Regions from separate parts of the Homo sapiens genome. Here region 2 is linked to region 1. Evidence: chromatin contacts called from ENCODE Hi-C or POLR2A ChIA-PET data. All regions are on one chromosome and are shown on one strand. The core of a region is the stretch at or near the end of the contact, and the rest is flanking DNA. Distances in the headings are between cores, read along the strand shown. Region 1 overlaps LOC400499 (putative uncharacterized protein LOC400499). Region 2 has its middle 40 kb from the start of SNN.

The links. Hi-C counts contacts between places; a loop is a spot of excess contacts on that map. ChIA-PET counts read pairs that join two places held with the same protein, here RNA polymerase II (POLR2A). Pooled maps may share reads with other maps.
Region 2: a loop to region 1 is called in a map of MCF 10A, with 5 times the contacts of the local background. The contact joins two enhancer-like sites. A Hi-C loop is called at or near these places in 5 of 168 maps with a recorded cell type or tissue (GM13976, MCF 10A, gastrocnemius medialis and 2 more), 2 of 37 single-sample maps with no recorded cell type and 2 of 50 pooled maps. POLR2A ChIA-PET finds 5 or more read pairs at or near these places in 6 of 52 experiments (H1, PC-9, WTC11 and 1 more).

Annotation. Positions count from the first base shown.
Region 1 is chr16:11,407,470-11,412,826 of GRCh38, forward strand. LOC400499 (putative uncharacterized protein LOC400499) reads right to left here. Exons shown (of 67, transcript NM_001370704.1): 46 at 3,777-3,858. Among named protein-coding and RNA genes, the nearest start is that of RMI2, 65 kb to the left of the region's middle. Within about 2 kb of position 3,087, at least 2 of the 41 ENCODE cell types and tissues checked have a DNase peak (open chromatin) inside an H3K27ac peak, as active enhancers do.
Region 2 is chr16:11,624,965-11,631,132 of GRCh38, forward strand. It overlaps a transcript of LITAF not described here. Among named protein-coding and RNA genes, the nearest start is that of SNN, 40 kb to the right of the region's middle. RefSeq lists an enhancer at 2,120-2,654. Within about 2 kb of position 4,312, at least 22 of the 41 ENCODE cell types and tissues checked have a DNase peak (open chromatin) inside an H3K27ac peak, as active enhancers do.

The DNA.
Region 1 (5,357 bases), core at 1,837-4,336:
ACAACTCCCTGGGCTGGATGAAGTTTGATGATGCGAGGGTTTGGAGCCTCAGGTTAGGCCATCAAGCGTGGCCATGGCAACTATCTCCTTCATGCCCTCCCTGCTATAACATTGACTTGAAAATATCTACCAGCCTGGCACCAGCAGCCAAGAATTCTAGTTGTAGTACTGTTGCAGACAGCAGGGGGCAGTCTAGCAGAAAGAATTATGCCTGGGTGCGTGTCAGCATCAAACACAACAGAACTCCAAGTGTGGATCTACCACTGAGAGGTGAGTGATCTCCAGCTAGTTCCTTAACCACCCAAGCCTTCTAATCCAAAAACAGGGATAAGGACACCTATTTTATTACGGGTTGCTGCGAAAATTGTATGAAATAATGTGCTAACTTCCAGGTTGGCTGAAAAGCAGAATCACTGCGGGGGAACTTATTAAAAATACAGATTCTGGGCTCCCACTTAAAACCTACAAAAATGGAGTCTCTGGGAAGATGTTCCAGAGCTGTTTTTTTTTTTTTTTTTTTTTTTTTTTGAGAAGGAGTCTTGCTCTGTTGCCCAGGCTGCTGAAGTGCAGTGGCACGATCTCGGCTCACTGCAACCTCTGCCTCCTGGGTTCAAGTGATTCTTCTGCCTCAGCCTCCTGAGTAACCAAGATTACAGGCATGTACCACCACACCCAACTAATTTTTGTATTTTTAGTAGAGATGGGGTTTCGCCATGTTGGCCAGGCCAGTCTCGAACTCCTGACCTCAGGTGACCTGCCCACCTCGGCCTCCCAAAGTGCTGGATTACGGGTGTGAGCTACCGCACCCAGCCAAGAGCTGGTATTTTTAACGCGCTCACTAGAGGCGTCATTTCGTTAGTGATACCCCTTGTCAAAAATGTTCAGCCTGAATCTTATCTTCAAGAAACAATCGGACAAATCCACATTAGGAGGATGTTTTGCAAAATAACTTCCTGGACACTTCAAAATTGTCAGTGCAGGATTTTTTTTTTTTTTTTTTTTTAGACAGAGACAGGGTCTGTCTGCTCTGTCATCCAGGCTAGAGTGTGCAGTGGTGTGAACACAGCTTACTGCAGCCTCAACCTCCTGGGCTCAAGCAATTCTTCCATACCTCAGCCTCCCTGGTAGCTGAGATACAGGTACACACCACCATGCCTGGCTGATTTTTAAATTTTCTGTAGCAATGGGGTCTCCCTAGGTTGCAGGCTGTTTTGAACTCCTGAACTCTAACAATTCTCCTTCCTTGGCCTCCCAAAGTGTTGTGATTATGAGTGTGAACCACTGCATCCAGTTGGGACTTTTCTGAAGGTGGTTAATGACAATAAAATGTTTAGGGGGAATTATATCTGCAACTTACTTTGAAATGTATCCAAAAATAAGATGGATGGATAGAGAGCTATGTGATTATGTGAAATAAAATGTAAACAGGAAAATCTAGTATGTGGGTATGCACTGTAAAATTACTTCAATTTTTTAGTGTCTAAAAAATTGTATAATAAAATGTTGGGGGGCCAGATGCAGTGACTCATGCCTGTAATCCCAGCACTTTGGGAGGCTGAGGTGGGCAGATCATTTGAGGTCAGGAGTTCAAGACCAGCCCGGCCAACGTGGCGAAACCCCATCTCTACCAAAAATACAAAAATTAGCCAGGCATGGTAGTGCATGCCTGTAATCCCAGCTACTCAGGAGGCTGAGGCAGGAGAATTGCATAAGCCCAGGTGGCGGAGGTTGCGGTGAGTCGAGATCACGCCTCTGCACTCCAGCGTGGGTGACAGAGTGAAACTTCATCTCAAAAAAAGAAAAAATAAATAAAAAAATAAAAAAATAAAACATTGGGTAAGGAAGGGTAGGGTGTAGAAGGAAAATATTCTAGATCAGGAGTTGGCTTTTGGGTCAAATTTGGCCCACAACCTGATTTTATAAAAAGTTTTATTGTAACAGCCATGTCTATTCACTTACATATCGTCTATAGCTGCTTTTGTGTTACAGTGACAATTCTGAGTAGTTGTAACAGGGACCATAAGGCCTGCAACCCCCACAACATTTTACTTTACAATAAAAGTTTGTAGACCTCTGTTCTAGATTAAGAAAATTAAAAAGACATGGCAACTACGAATGCTGCGTGATCTTGGCCTGCATCCCGGATTTAAAACAAAACAAAACAGTTTTTTGAAAGAACATTAGTGGGAAAGCTGGGAAATTGTATATGGGCTGTACATTAAATGAAGGTATTAATTCAACGTTCAGTTTCTGGAATGTTGTAATTACCGTGTTAAATCAGAAAATATCCTTGTTACAGGAAATAGTTGAAGTATTTCAGAGTAAAAAGTTGATGTCTTCAGAAACGTCTCTATATTAATTCTTAATGATACAGAAAAAATGTGTGATGATACAAATTTATGTAACAGATAAGAAAGATGGAAAGATATTAACAATTGGTCAATGTTCACTGTCCTACAGTAGCTTTTATATAGGTTGAAATAACTCAAAATAAAACTTGGGAAAAAACTAAGAAGCTCCCGGAATGGAGCCAGGTGTGGTGGTACCACCTGTAGTCCCAGCTACTCCAGAGGCTGAGGCAGGAGGATCACTTGCACCCAGGAGTTTGAGGCTGCAGTGAGCTATGATCACGTCACCACACTCCAACCTGGGTGACAGAGCAAGACCCTGTCTCAAAAAGACATTCTAAAAACAAAAAATAAGGCTGGGCGCAGTGGCTCACGCCTGTAATCCCAACACTTTGGGAGGCCGAGGTGGGTGGATCATTTAAGGTCAGGAGTTTGCGACCAGCCTGGATATCACGGTGAAACCCTGTCTCTACCAAAAATACAAAAATTAGCCAGGCGTGGTGGCGCACGCCTGTCATTCCAGCTACTCAGGAGGCTGGGGCAGGAGAATCGCTTGAACCGGGGAGGCGGAGGTTGCAGTGAGCCGAAATTGTGCCACTGCACTCCAGCCTGGGTGACAAAGAGAGACTGTGTCTCAAAAAAAATTTAAAAATTAAATAAATAAATAAAGAAGTTCCCTGAATGACTGTGCAGTTGGAGCGAAGTTTGAGGAACTCCAAAATCACGTGTAAATGCGGCAGGGGACCCAGCACATAGCGCATGCTCTGTAGACAAAGGTGGCCTGGGCCAGGGCTGGGAGGGTGCCTACCAAAACATGGTGGCTGGTAGGAAAATGAAGTGACTAGTTACAGATGTAACCATTCATGCATGCACTCACCTATTCATGCCCTATTTTTTTTACTAAACAACTACTGTGTGCTGGGCCCTGTGCCAGGCACTAGGCATGCCCTCCAGGAGCTCCGGATCTGGGCACAGACAATGACAGCTCAGAGGGACAGAGGAACCTGGCCTAAGACTACTGGGCCCTCCTGTGCACTCCTACGACCCCTCAAGTCCTGCATGCAGGGCAGAGATGGGGGTGACGCTGGCTCAGCTCCAAAGGGCTGTGTCATCTGCTCCAGCTTCTACAAGTGTGCCAGGCTGGGTGAGGCAATGCCAGGCGCCAGGCACTGGGTGAGGAGGCCTCCCCCATCTCCCAAAGGGCTTGTGAGCCTGACTGGGGGCCACGGGGGCTGGCCCAGGAATGTAAACCTGGGTATGTTTGGGAAAGCTGGAGCCAGGGGTTTCCGAGGGTTGCCCACCGGAGCCTGCTGCAGGCTGGTGAACAGATGTGCATGTATTAACACTCCCCAGAGGGGCCTGGCCCCCTCCTGCCTCGGGCTGGGCATCTGGAACCAGTTAGGAGCCAGGCAGCTGGGGCACAGTTACCTTAGCTGAGGCTGAGGCTGAGCTGGGGCAGAGACCCAGGAGGAAGGGGAGGCGATGCCGGCCTGAGAACAGCAGCTCTTTGCTAGAAGGAAGGAAAGAGAAGGCCTGAAGCTGGCAAGACAGCACCTTGTCCAGTGCCCCCAGGGCCATGTCGAGACCAAGGGGACTTCCCCGAGAGAGAGTCAGAGAGCCAGGATCACATCAGTGGCCCAGTTCAGGGCTATTCACACACCCCGAGGCCCAAGGGCCATACGGTGCCCTGGTTAGGGCTGGACTCTGGAGCCAAGTTACCTAGATTTGAGTCCTGGCTTGGCCTCTGCCTAGCTCTGGCACCAGGAGCAAGCTTCTTGGTTGTCCCTCTCTGAGCCTCAGCTTCCCCTGAGCCTCAGTTTCCCCATTGGTATCAAGGGTTAAACATGGCTCTGGGCTTCAAGTCTTCCATGAGTCCATCAATGAGCTTTCTTGGGTTGGTCCCATGGGAGTCCCAGCAGGGTCTGGACAGCAGGATTTTAACCCCCTGACTCCCTCCCAGGGATCCTCCTCACATAGCACCCCTCCCCTCACTCCTCCAGGCCAGGGTGGTTACAATCTCCACGTTTTTCTCTTTTTCTTTTTTTTTTTTTCCTTCTTCACTAGAGACAGGGTCTTTCTCTGTCACCCAGGCTGGAGTGCAGTGGTGCCATCTCTGCTCACTGCAGCTTCGATCTCCCAGACTCAAGTGATCCTCCTGCCTCACCCTCCTGAGCAGCTGGGACTACAAGCATGCGTCACCATACCAGGCTCATTTTTAAGATTTTTTGTAGCGATGGGGATCTCACTATGTTGCCCAGGTTGGCCTCGAGCTTCTGGGCTTAAGCAATCCTCCCACCTCGACCTCCCAAAGCACTGGGATTACAGGTGTGAGCCGCTGTGCCAGGCCTCTCTCCCCTGTTGCTAACTCCAGGGTGCTACACCCTCTTGTCAGGTTCCTCTCCACCTCCATGTCTCAGCCTTGGCACAGCTGACATCTTGACTCCTGGCCTTCACAGTCGTGGGTGTGTCCTAGGCACTGTAAGATGCTTAGCAGCATCCGTGGCCTCTATACACTGACTCTCACAGTGTCCTCCTCCCCACTGTAGCAACCAGAAATTCCCCAGACTTTGCTGAAAGTCCCTGGGGGGAAACTCGCCCCTAGGTGAGAACCACTGGTCTACCCCTTCAACAAGTGGCTTACTCACCCCCTCCCTCACTGCTGAGACCTGAGGGCTAGAGCCTGGCTGGTGGCCCCTGACTTACTGCACACGTAAGAGCACCAAGCGCCTCACCAGGCCCCCAGGCCTAAGGGCAGTAATAGTTATTAATAAGTGTTTGGGGCCTTGGATGCACTTAGTTTCTGAGACTGAGAACTCATCAGTGCCCTGCCTGGAGAGGATGAGGGATTTTTATAGCTGTGTGACCTTGGAAAAGTTACTTGGCCTCTCTGAGCCTCCCTGCCCTTGTTTATGCAGCAGTGCTGAGCAGAGAATTGAGAGGTGCTGTGTCCAGCGATGGTGCACAGCAGGTACCCAGTCAATGGTTCCTCCCCCGACTCCTCTCCTCCTG
Region 2 (6,168 bases), core at 3,062-5,561, 220 kb after region 1:
CCCAGGAGGGTGAGAGGTCACGTGAAGGAGACCCAAGGTGCCCCAACCAACCAGCTCTGGACTGGAGGACCCAGGAAGGTGAGACAAACTGCTGGGTGAACTGTGCTGTGCCAACTCATTGAAGCTGAGAACTCAATTTCCCAGAATTTCCTCCCCATGTGGTTCTGGTTAGAGATGACCAAAAGAGGAACATGAGTGAAATTTGGAGAGTGGAGACAAAGCAGTGGCCGTGACTCTCTGAAGGTCACTGTGGTCCGGTGTGATGGTGGGTGGTGTCTCCCGAGATCACCTCCCAAAAACCTTTTTTTTTTTTTTTGAGACAGGGTCTCGCTCTGTCACCCAGGCTGGAATGCAGTAGTGCGATCTCGGCTCACTGCAGCCTCTGCCTCCTAGGCTTAAGCAATCCTCCCACATCAGCCTCCTGAGTAGCTGGGACTACAGGCACGTACCACCATGCCAGGCTCATTTACGCATTTTTAGTGGAGACAGGGTTTCGCCATGTTGCCTAGGCTGGTCTCCAACTCCTGGGCTCAAGCAATCTGCCCATCTCCGCCTCCCAAAGTGCTGAGATTACAGGTGTGAGCCACTGTGCCTGGCTCCAGATAAATTACTTGCACCCAAATTTCTGTCTCAGCATCAGCCTCTGGGGGAACCAAGTCTAAGACAGGCTTCTTAAGAAACCCTGAGTTCCCCTAGGTTGTGTGCTGAAGGAATGCAGTGACAGAAATCAGAGCAGAAAGAGATCAACCTTCCCTTTTAATCTTTCATTTATTCATTCATTTTACAGTCAGTGAGTCCCTGCTGTGTGCCCGCGCTGGAGACAGAAAGAGCCCAGAACTTGGAGTCAGCCAGGCTAGTTCTAACTCCAGCCCTGAGACACAGACAAGTCCCCCTAAGCTCTTGGAGCCTCATCTGATCCTCACAATGGTCCTACGAGGCAGAAAACCTCATGACCCCAGTGCCCATGAGGAAATGGAAGCACAGAGAGGTTGGGTGACCTGCCTAAGGCCACACAGCTGAACAGTGGCAGAACCAGGATTTGAACCTGGGAGTCAATTCCAGATCCCATGCGCTTAGTAAATTTCTCAGGAGTTCCAGAGACTGGGCTGATTGATGAAAGTTCCAGAATTTAGGACTTGTTCCAATAAATGGTATGAATTAGTTCCCCTATGTTTGTGAGAAAGATCCCACTACTTTACTTTAAAAAAACAAAACGAACAAAAAAAAAAACTTCTTTTTATACAGTGAGTCAGAGTCTTGCTGGAGTGCAGTGGTACAATCTCAGCTCACTGCAACCTCTGCCTCCCAGGTTCAGGCAATTCTCCTGCCTCAGCCTCCCAAGCAGCTGGGACTACAGGCTCATACCACCATGCTCTGCTAATTTTTGTAATTTTTTTTTAAGACAGTCTTGCTCTGTTGCCCAGGCTGGAGTGCAGTGGTGCAATCTCAGCTCACTGCAACCTCTGCCTCCTGGGTTCAAGGGATTCTTCTGCCTCAGCCTCCTGACTAGCTGGGACTACAGGCAGGCATCACCATGCCTGGTTAATTTTTGTATTTGTAGAGACCAATTTCACCATATTGGCCAGGCTGGTCTCCAACTCCTGACCTCATGATCTGCTGGCCTCGGCCTCCCAAAGTGCTGGGATTACAGGCGTGAGCCACCGCGCCCAGCCTGTAATTTTTTTTTAGTAGAGACGGGGTTTTACCATGTTGGCCAGGCTGGTCTCGAACTCCCACCCTCAGGTGATCCGCCCACCTTGGCCTCCCAAAGTGCTAGGATTACAGGCGTGAGCCACCTTGCCCGGCCTTTTAAAACATTTCAAGCTCTACTAGGTCCACTATATTTTTATTTAATGTGCTACTGGTGAAAATTTATTTCTTCTTTTTTTTGTTTTTTTTTGAAATGGAGTCTCTGTCGCTCAGGATGGAGTGCAGTGGCACGATCTTGGCTCACTGCAGCCTCTACCTCCCGGGCTCAGGTGATCCTCCCACCGCAGCCTCCCAAGTGGCTGAGACTACAGGCACGCACCACCATGCCTGGCTAAACAAGCTTCTTCCAGTCTGATCCCATCCCCCTAGGAACCCGGGTGTGGACGGCCTCTCTTACCTTTGCTGCAGACGCGTCCCTCCTTCCTAGCCCCAGGGGCTGTGTCATGCACATGACCAAGCCTGGCCAGTGGCTACCCAGCATCTCCTGAGCCTCAGTGATTGCTCCAGTAATGGGCATGTGACCCAAGCCAAGCCAATGACAATCAACCCCAAGACCCTTGCTGGAGCTCCTTGAATAAGACGAATTCTTTACAAGGCTGGTGAGATGAAAACCCGGAGCTGCCCAGCACCATCTTTGCCAGCAGGTAGAGCAAGCCCACTGGAGAATGAAGCCAACACAGAGAACAGCCAGGCTTGGAGTTGGAGACAGATCCCTGACAGCATGGTCTGAGCTTCTGGATCCAGCCAGGCCTGAAGCTCTTGCCCTCCCCACTTCCCAGTGACACAATACATTCTGCAATGGCATAAACCAGTTCCAGTGGGATTCTGGTTTTTGCAGCATTCTGCTATTCATCCTGACTAATGTATTAGACTTAAAAAAATACAAGGCCTGGGAGTGGCGGCTCACGCCTGTAATCCCAGCATTTTGGAAGGCCGAGGTGGGCAGATCACCTGAGGTCAGCAGTTCGAGACCAGCCTGGCCGACATGGCAAAACCCCATCTCTACTAAAAATACAAAAATTAGCCAGGTGTGGTGGTGCACGCCTGTAGCCCCAGCTACTCTGGAGGCTGACGCAGGAGAATGGCTTGCATCCGGGAGGCAGAGGTTGCAGTGAGCCGAGATTGTGCCACTGTGCTCCAGCCTGGGTAACAGAGCAAGACTCAATATCAAAAAATAAATAAAAATACAAAAATTAGCCGGGCGTGGTACCACACATCTGTAGTCCCAGCTACTCGGGAGGCCGAGGCAGGAAAATCATTTGAACCCAGGAGGCGGAGGTTGCAGTGAGATTGCGTCACTGCACTCCAGCCTGAGCGACAGAGTGAGACTCTGTCAAAAAAAAAAAAAAAAAAAAAAAACAAGGCCTGTAATTCTCCATTGGCCCAAGACAAGCACAGTCCTGCAGAACACAAAGACACATTTGCTCCTTGAAAGATTCACAGGAAGGGAAAAATATTTCCCATTCTGTGGTAATGAATCAATACCCAAATAAGACCTGGTTCGTTTCTCAAGCAGGTAATCCTGCCCAACAGCCATGACTCATCCCAGCCCCAACCAGCCCTGAGGTTGGTGTGGCCCCAGATAACTCGCTAAACTTGGGGCCGCCCCAGATTTTCCATGTTTGCGTGTCTCCTCTCCTTTCTCTTCCAGCTAAGAGTCCTGGGAACTCTTTCTAGAGTTCCAAGTAAACGCTTTGCAGAACGCCCAACCCAGATCAACACCCAGTAGATGCTCTCAGAGCACAAGGAGACATCCGGAGATCTTGCTTTTACCGAAAGTATCCAATGAAAGGGAAAAAACAAAGTTGGTCTTGACCCTTTCTATTTTTTTATTTTTTTGTTTCTTTTAGTCAAGATCTTGCTCTGTTGCCCGGGCTGGAGTGCAGTGGCACGATCATAGCTCACTTCAGCCTCAAACTCCTAGGGTCAAGGGATCTTCCCGCCTTAGCCTCCAAGTAGCTGGGATTACAGGTGTGTGCCACCACGGCTGGCTAATATTTTTTCTTTTCTTTTTTTTTTTGAAACTGAGTCTTGCTCTGTCATCCAGGCTGGAGTACAGTGGCGTGTTCTCAGCTCACTGCAACCTCCATCTCCCGGGTTCCAGTGATCCTCCTGCCTCAGCATTCCTAGTAGCTGGGATTTCAGGCGCACACCACCATGCCCAGCTAATTTTTGTATTTTAGTAGAGATGGAGTTTCGCCATATTGGCCAGGCTGGTCTCGAACTCCTGACCTCAAGTGATCTGCCCGCCTTGGCCTCCCAAAGTGCTGGGATTATAGGCGTGAGCCATTGCTCCCAGCCTATTTTAGTTTTTTTAGAGACTGGCATCTCACTATGTTGCCCAGGCTGGCCTTGAACTCCTGGCCTCAAGTAATCCTCCCGCCTCGCCCTTCCGAAGTGCTGGGATTACAGGCATAAGCCACGGCACTCAGGCTTGCCCCCTCTTACCAAGTGCTGGGATGGCACCCAGGACCTCAGCAGCAAAGGGAGCCTAACAGGCATCAGATGAGGAAGGCTCAGAAGGCTGAGCGCAGGGAAGGAGCCTCTGTCCGCAGGACACCGAGGACTTTGGGGAAGGCACTCAGCCGGGAAGTCAGACATGACCTCATCCTAGTTGAGGTTCCGTAGAAGCAGAGCCTGTGATGGAGATGTGGGTGCATGTGGTTTTCTAGAAGTGAGGGTTCTCAGAAGAGGGGAGTAAGGAGACAAGGTGCAGGAGGAAGAACAGCAGACAGGTCCCAGCTGGAGGCCTGATCCCAAGGCAGGCCTGAAGTAAGAGTTTTCTGAGTCAGTCCCACCAGGAGGCAAGGGGGCCCTGCTGAGGACCTGTCCTCGGCCAGTCGGTCCTTCTGGGGTCCCTCTGGGCTGCCAAGAAGGGTGGGTGAGGGGTGGGAAACACAGCTGTGAGCAGTCAGCGGCCACACTCGAAGCAGCCGGCTCCTTCCTTCCTCTTCTTGGCTGCACACCTGCTTTTGGGGAAGGAGCTCATGGACTGGTTGCAGCTGGGGTGGGAAGAATTAAACAGACACTGCTGAGCTCAGTGCTTGAGGGCCCAGGGCTTCGGAGGCAGAGGCAGCCAGTTTCGAATCATGATTCTGGGTTGACTCAAGTCTCCAGCGTGGAGCTCCAGGGGCGCGCAGCTCATGGAGTGCGGTACGGATTAACAAGGCCATGTGGTAGGCGCTCTTCCCCCCACAGCCTGGCGCATGGCAAGTGCTCAACAAATCATGGCTCTGCAAACATCTCCAAGTGTCACAGGCCTGGCTGCTACGGTGGGAGATTTAACATCAGTCGCCAGGTGTTGGGGAGGGAAGAGAAGGAGTTCGGGTGCCTTCCTGGACTCATTCCAGCACCCACAGGTGCTCAGCGCACTTCTATCTGGGTCAGGTTTTGCTCCTTCTCATCAAGTGCAAGGCGGGCACACAGGACCCCGGAAGAACGGAGGTCATGGGAGTCCAGATAGGAACCAGACCCCTGGCGTTGGGGGGGCTCCAAACCTCTGTGTTTGGGAGTCCTGGCTTCCCCAACTTCCCCTCCTAGCCTCAGCCCCTATGGATGGAAAAGTACCCCCAGCTGGCATGACTGATCGATTGGTTTGGGGCACAAAGCTGGGTCCTCTCTGAGGAGCAACTTGGCAGGAGGTGCCCGCAGTCTGGCCTTGGCCACAGTGCTACTTTGAAACTGCTTTAAACTCGCCAATGATGTCCTAAAGCCCTGATGACAAATCCCAGCCTCCCGCAGGCCCTGCTCTGGCGGGGACACCTCTTGGGCCTCATTGCAAACCACACAACCCTCCTCCTGTGCCCCGCCTGCTCCAGGCACACAGGAGTCCCTGTTGCTCCACAGCTTCAGGTCTCTCTGGCGGCAGTGCCTTCCCCTACCTGCCCCTGGCCAACTTTTTTTTTTTTTTTTTTTTGGTGGTGAGACAGGGTCTCATTCTGTCACCTAGGCTGGAGTGCAGTGGTGAGATCAAAGCTCACTGCAGCCTCAAACTCCTGGGCTCAAACAATCCTCCCACCTCAGCTTCCTAGATAGCTGGGACTACAGGCACCCACCACCACGTCCAGATAATGTTTTTATTTTATTTTTTTTCTAGAGACAGGGGTCGGGGTGGTCTCACTATGTTGGCCAGGCTGGTCTTGAACTCCTGGCCTCAAAATGATCCTCCCGCCTCAGCCTCCCAAAGTGCTAAGATCACAGGCATGGGCCACGGTGCCCGGCCTGCCATTACCTTTGATGCATGGACAAGAGGTAGCCTCCCATGCATAGCAGTAGCCACGATAACAGCAGTCATTTCTGTTTGCACCCAACTCATCTAAGCACTGTCTGCTTATTTTTGATATTATTTTCCCTGTTTACATTTGCAGAAACCGAGGCTTAACAAGGTTAAAGTCACCTGCCCATAGCGTGTGGTGGACTTGGGATTTGGACTCAGGGCTGCAGAAAATAAATAACCAG